Regions from separate parts of the Mus musculus genome. Here all the other regions are linked to region 3. Evidence: chromatin loops called from intact Hi-C (ENCODE). Cell type or tissue: heart. All regions are shown on one strand. Each heading gives the region's core, and the rest is flanking DNA. Links, peaks and the distances in the headings are about the cores only. Region 1 has its middle 21 kb from the start of Gm36234. Region 2 overlaps Zfp507 (zinc finger protein 507). Region 3 has its middle 30 kb from the start of Gm30483. Region 4 has its middle 4.2 kb from the start of Pdcd5.

Region 1 (3,045 bases), core at 206-2,705, 1.5 Mb after region 3:
TGCAATAAAGCTGTGCAATTTTGAGTAATTCGATTATAAGACTGACTGGGAAATATGGTGGATTATAATGAGCCGAGGGAGGGTCCCGGGGGCTGGAAACACTGATCAGCCAAACCACCGTCCTGGGCAAGTACTAGTGTCGCTACAGCTATGCAGGGGTCTGCGGACCCGTTTCTCTTGTTTCTGCCATTGAAGTGCTCACTGGACAAAGATCTGTTCTGGATGGATTCAGTCTCCTCGTTCCAGGAGTCCCAAGACAGGAAATTCAGGGCACTGGGCCTACATCAGAGCCTTTCCTGATGCTCCGTGCACAGCACACCTGCTGGCCCGATGGCCCCAAAGGCTCACCTGTAGGTGTCCTCGTGGGAGGGGCACTACCTCCAAGATGCCCGATGCATCTCACATCAGCTCCCACCCATGTCAAGTCACACCCTTGCAGACCCACGGAACTGAAGGAGGCAGCCTCAGACAGGAACAATGCTGAGGGCGAGCAAGAGCCTGTGTGCGTGGGTCACAGGCGAGCAAGCACAGGAATACAAAGACTCACCTCAGGTCTGAGAAAGGGAGGAGGGAAAGAAGAAGGGACCTGTAAGAAATTAAAGAGGAAAGGGGGTAGGGTTAGAGGGGCAGGGAGAAGGAAAGAGAAGAGGAAAAAAGAAAGAGGAGATGGCATGGAAATGTGGGCCTGTAGAGTAGGAAAAGGATAGAACAGAATAGTGAACCTATGGTGGTCTGCTGCAGATCTTCGACAACTTATAGCTGTCATCCCCCCAGCGCATGCGCAGCCAGAATGCCTTGTGGAGCAACACAGGTACTGGCTCCCCGCCGTGCGTTCCATAGCTGCTTCTGTGTTTTCACATCTCACCTTTCCACACTCTGGTGTTAAGGAACATGAGGCTGGCTCCTCTTTGCAGAGACCTTGAAAGCTGGAGTCAGGGGCGTGGCCTCAGCAGGAACAGACGAGTCGCTCTCGGAGAACTTCTTGCCTAGATCTGGACCTCAGACAGAGCTGGTTCCAGGTTCTCAGCACCAAGTTCTGTGAACCTGGGGCCCAAAGCCCCTGAAAATAAGACACCTCCTTATCTGCCTTCCATGGGAGAGCAATCCTGTCTCTCTGCCTGGGGCACTATTCGGGGACAGGCTGGAAGAGTAGACTTACCCACCTTGTTTCCCACTCTTCCACACAAAAAGCACACATGGACACTAAGCCCAGAGCTGCCCTTTTCCTAGAACCTCAGAGGGAGGGGCCCCTCCCACCCCATCCAGATCTTGGAGAGCTCTCTAAGGCTCCAAAGGGTCCCCAGAGCCCTGCCCCAGCAGCAGCTCATCCGAAGAAGCAATTAGGGGGATTGTCAAGAGATAAAGGCTAGCCCAGACTTCAGGTGGGACTCAGCCTGCAGCTTGGACTACCGTGCCACCCCCAAAAGATGACATGTAAAGCTCCTTCTCCTTGCAAATTCAAAGGGAGGCGAAGAGTGTGGGAAAGTCTGCTGGCCAGAGGCAAGTATTGCAAGGCCCTATGAGGACCTCTGGGGATATAAGGAGCCATCTCCACTCTCTGGGCGGCGCTGGGGCAACTGCGGGAATCATGCAGCCAGATGAAGCTCATAAATTTCCCCTATGAACAATTGTTTTCATTTCCCTCCCATGCCACTAGATATTATAAGTGGAAAGCAAAACACAAGTAAATATGTTCATTCCACTCTGTGATCGGTGATAAACGAGAGGCTGCGCCGGCTGACAAAGGTCATCAAAGCCGCCAGCCCGGAGTCTGCGAGCGGACACTGCCACCCTCCGGCCATGTGAGAAACTGCATCCGCTGCCGCCACCCGGACTCCACAGCCCTCCCCAGGCTGTAGGCACCTGCTGTGAGCTCCTTCCGCAGAGGTTGAGGGCTGCCATCCTGCATCACACAGGACATCCAACACATGACACATGCAAATGACAGAAAAACTATAAAGCAAGGCAAAAAAAAAAACCCTCAAATTTAAAACTAGCCACCATCCCTAATCACCTCTCTCATGAAGACAACTTACTAACATTTCAGTCTGTTTGGCTTCAGTTTTGATGAGGTAAATGGGCATAGGAAAAGAGCAAGGCTTTTTGTCTGAAGACCTGATGTTTGACCTAGTGTTCAAATTAAAGTAAATTCTGTAAACAGCTGGAAAATACCTTTTTAAGGGCTGCATAATATTTTCAATTTTAATTTCACTAGTATTACTATTGCTAGTGGCAATGCACTGTGCGTGTGTGTATGTGTGTGTGTGTGTGTGTGTGTGTGTGTGTGTGTGTGTGTGTGTGTGTGTGTGTGTGTGTGAGTGTGTGTGTGTGTGTGTGTGTGTGTGTGTGTGTGTACGATGGGAAGAGGATGTAGGTATGGAGGTCAGAGGATAATCTGTGGGAGTCAGTTTTCTCCTTCCACACTGTGGTTCCCAGGGATCAAACTCAGGTTGTCAGGTTTGGCCGGCAAGCATCCTACCAGGATAAGCCACGGGGCTGGTGGGGTGTTTTAAGTTGTAGGTGTACCAAGTTCATTCCCCCTCTTCAATTGTTTACGTCCCTGCAGCTGATACGGAGGCTAAAACCTTTTATTCAGAAACCCTTCTTCATATGACTTAAAAACTTAAAGGCAGAATTACTGAATGAAATGAAATGTGTATTGCTGGCATGCTAATGCCCTCCCATCCATCCTTTCAACTTTAATATCAACCCCAGGCAAAAATCCAGTTCAAGCTTTCTTGACATTTTGCCACATTTATACCAAGGTCCATCAGAAAAAAAAAAAAAACTGAGGAATCTCCAAGAAACATCTTTTTTGTCAAAAACAGGGGCAAGTGATTAAGACCTATTCAGTCAGATATTAAAAGACAGGAAGCTACGGAACTGAGAAATCTGAAGCCCACCCAGAAGCAGCTGGAGCCAGGTGCTGACAGTCAAACTCGGGGGTGTGTCCTCACTGTGGGAAAACGATGGCTGACAGGTAAAGATGTGAGCACAGCCTGACTAGATCAGAAAACAAAACCGGCATCTTCCTCCAGGATTCTC
Region 2 (3,045 bases), core at 267-2,766, 1.6 Mb after region 3:
CAGCACTGCCTGCCCAACACCTTGTCAGTAGCTTCGAATGAGCCAAGAATTTCCCGTGATGCCGCTGATGGAAAGTGTGCTCAGGAAGGTATGTGTGCATTTTCATTAGCATCTATGAACTGCACAGGATGGCGGCTTTCATTAGGACGGTTTTGTGAATGCATGTAATGTACTCTGATGATGTTCGCGCACACACCGTCATCCTCACTTGTACCTTGTTAAATACAGTCTGCACTGACAAGCTTATGAGGTGAAAATGCCCTTCGTTGTCATGGAACAGTGTGTGTATCTGCCCTCTTCTATACTGTGGGTGAGAATGAATCTTCCCTTTGTTCCTAAGGAAACTCCAAGAATTGACTAGAGTAAATTACAAGTTCTGGGTCAGAAGTGCTAAATTAGTAAGGACTTGGCTAAACCCAGGCAGATAGATCTTATGGTTAAAATTTGCAGGGGTTTGTAAGGGCCAGGCTAGAGCAGAGACCCTTGGAAGGTAACGGGCCGGCCGCAAGCTGGGAAGGTGGGGGCTAGCGCAGAAGGCAAGCCTCCGCCCCCTCTCTAGCACCAAATGACCTGCCTGCTGAGGCACAGCTTTTGCAGATGGCAACCCCCACCTCAAACTTTAACTGAGGCTTCCTGCTGTGAGCTTACTCTTCTCCAAGTGTGACTTCCAGACTTCATCTGCATTATTTAAACACACACAGGAACCTTTTATGCACTAGTTAGGTACTAGTCGGCGGAGTATCTGGTAATAGGAATATTAGAATCAAAAGATTTAATTAGAGCTCCATGAAAAGGCGGATGCCACATCCAGAGAATGAGGGATTGAGTGTAATAAGCTGTGCTTCCTGGCTGTGGTTCACGTAAATTGATATGCTTTAAATGTCTCCAGTGTGGTACACAGTGTTTATGGGAAATAAAACATATTGGGGTGACTTTCCTTTTTAGATTTCCTAAGAATTAAAGTTAGAAACAACTGCAGAGTAAAATGTTTTACCATAATGTCTCATTAAATTATACCCCAGAAAGCATAACTGATTCCAGAATGTTTCTGAAGGAACTGATTTTGACACCACTGTAGCACCAGAATCCCCTTGTCAAACAGATGCCACCCCGTAAAACCATCCCGAACAAAAGGAGTTTACGACATGGCATCTGCTTTCGAGGTGGATGGCTGAGCGAAAACAGTTTTGTTTCCTTTCTACAGAATAGCCCTAAATGCCTCTTTTTATTTTAATTCATTATGTTTCCATATCCCTTCTAAAGGAGACATTAAGCATTAGACATGATTGGCCCGTAAATCCTAATGAGGGAATAAAGTGTGTGCAACTTAGTAGCGCCACCTGCAGTTGACTCCAGCAGCATTGAAAGCAAGGGCTTAAAAGTAATCAGTGGTTTTTAGCAGATTCAGTGAAGACATCAACATGGACACTCCAGAGACACAGTGTTCGTACCTTCCTCTGCTCTGCAATTTTTCTGTGTGACTTCGACGCTTGCTCCTGGGGTTAATGAGGTGTAGATTTAAGTTGCATACCATAATCATCTTGGTTTTTGGTTTGGTTTAGGAGTTTTGTTTTGTTTATTTTTTTTTTGCAGTGCTAGTGGTAGGTGCATGCTGAGCAAGCACTCTTCAACTGACCTTCACCCTAGCCCTTACCATGATTTTAGTTTTAACCCCCACTTAGCTGCATTTGCTGCTCTGTCAAACTATAGCAGGCCTAGCTGATCTCTTCCTGCATACTCACACCTGGATGGGTACTTTGATTAATAACGTGTGGTTGTGATTCATGTTTTGATAACAATCTCTTAACTATTCCGTACGTTTATTAAACAAAAAGGGAAGGGCATGACTGTCGCTGTGTGCAGTCTTTGCTATTGATATAGCATGGACGACACTAGCATGCTTTCATTACAGAGAACTGATGTAACAGTACTGCAGAATTCGTTCAGGCTAAAGGCATGGCACACCGATCCTGAGGGGGTTCTCTTGCCAAGTGCTGGGAGCACAGTGAAGGGTGTCACTGCCCTTGTGGAATCAGAAGTGGACTAGTGGGTATGATGGCAGCAAATGTCCTGGCATAGCACTTCTGGACTTGCAGACTGTGTCTCCTTGTGAAGTTTAAATTGTCCTTTCGTAGAGACCTGTCATTTGTGCAGCCCTGGGTTTTTAATGCCAGCGTTGCAGAGTCTGACTGGTGGTGTGCAGAAAGAGCACTAGGCTCATTCAGCCATGTGAGAAGGTCCTCTACTTCCCATTCTGTAGAGAAGGCAAATGTGGCCTCAAGAGCTGACATCATTTGCTCATTCTCACACCAGTGGTCGAGCAGAAATTAAGCCCGAGTCGTTGAACTTTAAATCCAGTCTTGATTCTATTGGAAACATTTGCTAGAAGTAGCACGGTCTCTCATTCTGTGCTATATTAGGCTTTTCCATCTGTCAGTTTTATTAGTTGTCATTGATCTGTAATATTTTTCACACACAAAAAAATTATCCAATATTTCACAACTCATTTTTTTTCAGTTTTTTTTTCAAAAACTATATTTGGAACAATGCCATTTATAATCAAGTCCAAGTTTTTAACCTACCAATTAAAAGCGATGCTTAGATTGTAATTATGATTAGTGTATTAATGTTATAGATTTATACTAGGAAATTGGGACGTTTTGTCCTGCTTGGCAGTAGTTATTAACTAAAGAAAAGTTCAATTTTAGAATGCTTAAATTTAACTTAAGAATTTTCTTTGTTGAAATTTCACCGTGGGCTTTCTTTTCTTCTGCAATGTTACTTAGATCCTGTGTGCACTCCTTCCCACCTAGGCTTGCTTCATGGCTTGCTCCCTGCCCAGAACACATGGCTCTTCCTGCTCTGCCTAAGCCTTGGGCTTCCATGTGTACCTGCTGAGGAACACAGGGAGCTGGGAACCAGGACAGAAAGCATAGGCAGTCTCCAGGAGCAGTGCTTAGGATGGAGCCCTAGAGCTTATGTGAGCAGCTCCTCATTTGCAGAATGAGCTGGTAATAGGGCCTGTATCACTGGGCTCGAGTTTGC
Region 3 (3,045 bases), core at 184-2,683:
ACACACACCAACACAAAAGCAATTTGCTAACCTATTTGCTATAACAGTAACTGCTGAGCAAGTGTGGCTCAGCAAGGCTCAATGTGCTCAGAGCTGCAATTGCAATTTAAACCTAAGCCTTGTAAGGTATGACTTATCACTAGCCTCATTTCACATGCTCAGAGAGGTTAAGACACTTATCAAAAGTTGCACAGCTGGTTAACTGCATTGGCAGATTTGAAATTGGCCCCATCATTTCTAGCCATATTGCAGAGCTTACCTATGAAAGGGTTGTGGTGCTTTCTAGAGATGTTAACTGCCCCCCCCCCCATCCCAAGCTACTGGTTTCCTTTGGAGACATTATTTTTTTTAAAAAAATTAATCTTCTTAGTTCACAGTAATGAAGCTGGTCACTTTTCTCTCTAGAAAACACACTGACATTAGAACAGGATCTTCTAAGAGCTTAGGTTGGGTGGTTCCTGGCCTTGCCCCTTCTCAGGGTGTGTGGGGGTGGTATTTTATCTTCTGTGTTCCTCATTCAGTCTGAGTCTAGAGTCTCCTTCAACAAAAGTGACTCATCACTGGCCCCAGCCAAGCTAAAGCTACTTTTCCATGTGTGGGGGTTGTGGGGTCCACCCTGGGCTCAGGGCTACTAGCGCTTTCAAGTGGGGTTCAGATGTGGCTTATAGTTGTTCTCAAAGAGCTGCAGTGATCCCCGATATAGCATAGGGGGAGACAAAGAGCAGGAGGTGCTTCAGGGTTGCAGATACACAGTGGGGTCTGGCTCCACATATAACTAGCTATGTTGCTCAGAAAACCTAGAAAGAAGGTCCCGTTTTTGCAGACCATACCAACGTCCTGGCCACCCTGAAGAAGCAGCTTGGTGGCCAGGGACCCTCTTTGCCTTTTCCTGCAAGGAGCTGGGCAGAGGATTCTTATGTCACCTCCCCAGCTTGCACACCTCTGCCCACTCTGAGCAAGGGTTCCAGGAATCTTTATGCCATTACTAGACACGCTAGGGTCTGGCTTCTGGGCCAGCCCAGGCAGGGTGGACTTTATGTGAGCCCTCCCACCCATAGCAGAAATCCCAAGGTGGTTTCTGTCTGCTAATTCCCACCCAGAACCTTCTCAAGGCCTAGCGAGTTCTTCCTGGGGACAGGGCTTAACCTGTCTCTCAGTGAGGAGATGCGCTTGCCTGCTTGGGCATCTCTCCCTTCCTTACCTAGTCAGGACTGCTCATATGTATTCCTCTCTTGCCCGGGCCACCAGCAGACGTCTGGCGGGCTGTATTGTACAGATGTGTACCAAGGGCCCCATGGAGACTGTTTCGTTCCCTCTGTTCCCGCCCCCCCCCCCCCCCCCGCGCCCCGTCCCGGATGCTCCCTTCAGGCAGCTGCTGGTCTGTAGCCAACTTCCCTGGGGACCCAGCCTTGAAATCCAACCCTGGTAAAAGCAGATCGGGCAGGCTGCAGAAAAGGTAGGCCTTAGACCCAGACAAGTCTTCAGCCATGGTGAATCCCTCCCTTTCTCAGGGCAAGCAGCATAGAACTGCGATTCCGAATATGGCCACAAGAGGGCACTCGATGTCCACAGAAAGAGCAGGAAGAGCGCTGAAGGAGGTCGCTCTGGGAAAGGGCTGTTTGAAGAAGACCTATGCAAACCATGCCTGTCCAGCCTAGCCATCACAGGGGTCTCGTGAAAACGACCACACCATCAAGGCGTGGTTACTCTGACAAAGAATTAAGTCACTTGACTCATGCACTAAATTGCGTCTAGGTGCATTTGTTGAGTGTCTGCTCTATGCAAAGATCGGGTAAATCTGGAAGGGTCCCAGTACTGAGAAGCGCCAGACCATAGTCTACCAGGGAGTTCATTGCGGGAGGCGGGGTGGGGGGAGATTTAAAGGATGCTTCCGCAATTTCTCTCCCTCAGTGGGGCCACACAAACCTTCAGCCACAAGATTCTATCTCTTGCATTCCTCAATATGGTCGCTTGACTGAGAGCCTCCCGCAGAGTCTCGGGCATTTGAACACTTGCTCTCCAGTTGCTGCTTGGTGAGGTTTAGGAGGTGTGATCCTGCTGGGGAAAGTGTGTCACCGGGAGTAGGCTCTGAGTTGTTAAAAGTCATTCCCATTGAAGATGTGAGCTCGCAGCTTCAGCTACCAGTGGCTGCCCCTGTCAGGATGGACCCACATCCCTCTGGACCCTGGAGCACAAATACACTTTCTTCTAGTTGCTTCTGGTCAGTAAATGGCTATTTTCTTCATAGTCATGACAGAATGTCTCCTGGAAACGACATTATTGTGGGAGAGTTTATTTCGGCTCCTGGTTCCCAGAGCCAGTCCACATGGCTGGCAAAGGTTGTTGGAAATAGCTCACTTCATAACCAGGGCGGGTGGGAAGCCACCAGGGTCTGTATATCCTCAAGGGCGTATTTCCTCAACCCAGGTCCCACTTTTCCTAGGTTCCCAGAACCTCCCCAAACAGCACCACCATTTGAGCATTCAAATCATGAGCCTGTGGGCAAGAGATCATATTCTAACTATAATACCTTACAAGAATGTTTTATTCAAACTAAGTTCACTTCCCACACAGAAAGTCCCGTAGGTCAGAACTCACAAATCCCCTTTCTTCTATAAGCACCACTATTGGGGTCTGCAGGGGACATGCCTGAGATCGTGACTTAAAAGGTGCAAGCCACAGCCCGTGGGGGTAGTTGTGTCCCAAGTTGGTACCCAGCAGTTAATATGTATATGAAGACTCATGGGGTTGTCATAGTAACTGGTGAACACATGCATAGATGCTCGCGAGTTTTAAGTATCAATCTGGCCCATTGGATTCCTGGCACTCTTTCTTCAGAACAGGGCATTTTAATTTCCATTCAGGAAGCAGAGTCGTATCTACAAGAAAGAAAGACCCCAGACAGCTCGTCACTGGTACTGAGGCCGCCATCTTAGCACCAGGAGAATGTGGGCGAGCAGAAGCTGAAGGCCGGGGAGAAGCCCTCTGCTCTATAAAATGAACTCAGTAGTTAAATCCCTGCCCCGGGTTAGCTCTGTGACCTCA
Region 4 (3,045 bases), core at 186-2,685, 1.7 Mb after region 3:
TTCTTTCTGGACAGATCAGAGTTATGAGATTTAAATATCATGGGGGGGGGGGGTCAAATGGAACAAGGTCAGGGCTGTGGCAGAGGAGCTGACCGAGCCTTGATGCTTAGAGCTGATTCTGAGTGCTTGTCACTTGTGCTCCCGAGGACTGAGTATGCCATCGTACACTGAGTGGATATAGAATAGCTCATTTATCCATCCATCCATCCATCCATCCATCCATCCATCTGCCCATCCATCCATTCGCCCATCCATCCATGCATGTAGTGGGTTGGTCTGATGCTGCTTGTATTTCAATACTAAATACTGGCTTCTCAACAAGTACCTGGTTGCCCCCAGCAAGCAGATCCTCACCGACATCAAGTGATGCTATGTGAACCTTGCTCCCCAATTTAACTGGTCAATAAAAGGCTAGAGCCTGTGATTGGGCAGTGGAGGGAGAGAGGTGAGACTTGAGGATCAAGTGGGGCGGCGGGGATAGGGGGAAGTTGCAGGTAGAGGGAGGAGAAGAAGAAAGAAGACAGACGGCAGCCACAGAGGGCGGCCACCATGAGAGGAGATAGACCATGAGCACGTGGCCAGGAGAAACAACATGTGACAAGCATGTTACAGCTGGAGAATAAGTAGAGCTCCAAACTGGCCCAAGTGAGGCGTATGGCTTATAAATAAAAATATCTGGCTTCTATGTCTTGTATAGGGGCTAGCTAGGATTCTAAATTCCTTCTCCACATGCATTCATTATTTTAGATTTTAAATTGAGACAGGATCTTGATATGCAGTCCAGACCTCAAACTCCTGATCCTCTTGCCCTGGACATGTAAGTGCTAGGATTACAGGCAGGCATTGCCACACCTGTCTATTTATATGTTTACATATCTATGTCTTTCTGGGTTGCCCAGCCTGGTCATATAATGTGGTCTAAACCACATAATAGAGTAAACACTAATTTTCTGTGGCTGTGCTAAACACCGTGGCCAAAAGTAATTCCAAAGGAACGGGCTTATTTAGCTTCTACTGTACAGTTAATCACTGAGAGAAGTCAGGGCAGGAACTCAAGGCAGGAACCTAGAGACAGGAACTGAAGGGCAGATGACAAAGGGACGCTACTGATTGGTTTGCTCCCAGCGGCTTGCTCAGCCTGCTTCCTTATACAGCTCAGGACCACCTGCCGAGAGGCGATGCCACACACAGTCAGCTGGGCTGTCTCATCAATCATCAATCAAGAAAGTGTCCCATAGACATGCCTACAGGACAATCTGATGAAAGCATTTTCTCAATCGAGAGACCTGCTTTCCAGGGGACAATGGCTTGTAGCAACCTTGTAAAACAAACAAACAAAACCTAACCAGAGCACTACCCATAAATGTAAAATATTATTTTTACACTGTTTTGCATGTCTTTACATTATTTTGCATATATGTACTTGAGTGTGTACATGTGCATGTGGGCGCCCCCCAGAGGACAGAGGGTGGTATTGGATGCCCCAGAACTGGAGTTTTAGAAGGTTGTGAGACTCCTGAGATCCTGAGAACCAAACCTCCGTTCGGTCTGCTACAAGAGCAGGGAGTGCTGCTAACCAGTAAACCATCTCTCTAGTCCTGTAAGCACCACTTTTATACATGTTGGGTGGAGAGCATGTGGTTGGCTTTACTGTAGTGGCCTACAAGCAAACTTGCCATGTCCCCAAACGATGGCCGTGTTGTTGAAGAAACGTTTGTCAATTGGGATCTCAGGCTCTGTCATCACTAATCAACTGCTCACACACTGAGTTTGATGTGGGACGGGAGTCCATTGCTCTGTTTGAAAGCTTATACAGCAAAAACACCAGAAGTAAAGAGGTCAGGGAAGAGCTTAACACACTGCCCTGCCAGGAAGCTTCCTAGCTACAAGAAGTCCCAACCAAGCAATCTAGCGTCCATCTACAGCTGCTGGGGTCGGAGACTGCCCAGCTGGCCCGCCTCTTGCATTCTGCCTTTGTTGGAGACTTTCATGCTGCCAGCCATGACATAACTGATCAGCGGAAACACCATAGCTAAGGCACTGCTGGCAAGCAACCATGAAGGCGTGAACCCTGAGGATGGGAGGTGAGAATCCACAACACAGCATGCAGCAAGGATAGCGCTGAAGCCCCAAATCACCCACCAAGCTGGCTGAGGCTTTCTCAGAGTGAATCCATGCCTCTGGACCCAGAATCCAGCTACAAAGACGGATGAGGGAGATTAAAGCTTTGTCTGTGAGGACATACTGTGTGGCACAAAGCAACAGTTACGGGTCTTCTCGGCTTTGTAGCGTAATGAAGAACTCAGTCTCTTTCGGTAGAGTATGGCTCCCTCTGCTGCTGACAGGAGATGGCCAGGGCTCTGCTGCAGGGGACTTGAGGACAATTAAGCAGAGAAGATGGCTTGCCCAGGGAAAAGGCTGGGAGATAAGCATGACAGAGGGACCAGTGAGTGCTGTAAGCATTGCCCCTGTGGGTGCTGGGATTACTGGCCCACTGCTGTCACATAAGCAGCAAGCAGTGACATCAGTGGCCAACACAAGGAGGCCATGAAATAGCTGTGTATCACCTGTGCTTCTACCAAATGCATCCTTCCATCTCTTCCTTCCTTCCTTCTCCTCTTCTTTCCTGTTTGCGTATGTACAAGCCTATGTGCTCTGTATGTCAATGGCCTCTGAACTGAAACACTCCCTCTGGAAGGGAAGGCTCAGGAGAGTCAGGGCATGCCTCCGCTACTTTTTGTCGGTGATAAAATACCATGCCCCAAAGCAACTTATAAAAGGAAGAGTTTATCGGGGCTTATGGTTCCAGGGGAAGAGTCCAAAATGGCATGTCAGGAGGTGGCTGGAGGAAGAAACACAACGACCGCATCTTCAGCCAGGAATGTGGAACAGAGTCCAGTCAGGAAGCAGATAAGGCTTTTAAAAGCCCACCCCTGCTGCTGATGCACTTCCTCCAGCGAGGATGAACCCCCTAAAGGTTCCATAACCTCCCCAAACTGCACTACCAGTTAGGGACCACGTGTTCAAACACACCCATCAATGGTG

The links. A loop is a pair of places that touch in the nucleus more often than their neighbours do. Peaks named below come from ENCODE experiments on the same cell type or tissue, not always from the same donor. Only the 100,000 strongest peaks of a DNase experiment are listed, where the experiment ranks them.
Region 1: it touches region 3 in a loop (7-fold over the local background); 19 of 42 quality-filtered maps call a loop at or near these places.
Region 2: a loop joins it to region 3, with 4 times the contacts of the local background. A loop is called at or near these places in 4 of 42 quality-filtered maps.
Region 4: it touches region 3 in a loop (11-fold over the local background); 13 of 42 quality-filtered maps call a loop at or near these places.

The regions. Positions count from the first base shown.
Region 1 is chr7:35,900,793-35,903,837 of GRCm38, reverse strand. No RefSeq gene overlaps it. Among named protein-coding and RNA genes, the nearest start is that of Gm36234, 21 kb to the left of the region's middle. In heart, for the core only: no CTCF peak of the experiment used is centred there; no DNase peak of the experiment used is centred there; H3K4me3 peaks cover 932 bases; H3K27ac peaks cover 251 bases; H3K27me3 peaks cover 391 bases.
Region 2 is chr7:35,788,691-35,791,735 of GRCm38, reverse strand. It overlaps Zfp507 (zinc finger protein 507), which reads left to right. Exons shown (of 7, transcript NM_177739.3): 4 at 1-88. Among named protein-coding and RNA genes, the nearest start is that of E130304I02Rik, 12 kb to the left of the region's middle. In heart, for the core only: a CTCF peak has its summit at 1,337 (motif pointing left); no DNase peak of the experiment used is centred there.
Region 3 is chr7:37,356,369-37,359,413 of GRCm38, reverse strand. It overlaps a transcript of Zfp536 not described here. Among named protein-coding and RNA genes, the nearest start is that of Gm30483, 30 kb to the right of the region's middle. In heart, for the core only: CTCF peaks have their summits at 711 and 1,547 (motif pointing right); a DNase peak (open chromatin) is centred at 1,503; H3K4me3 peaks cover 361 bases; H3K27ac peaks cover 352 bases; H3K27me3 peaks cover 656 bases.
Region 4 is chr7:35,650,192-35,653,236 of GRCm38, reverse strand. No RefSeq gene overlaps it. Among named protein-coding and RNA genes, the nearest start is that of Pdcd5, 4.2 kb to the right of the region's middle. In heart, for the core only: a CTCF peak has its summit at 1,443 (motif pointing left); no DNase peak of the experiment used is centred there.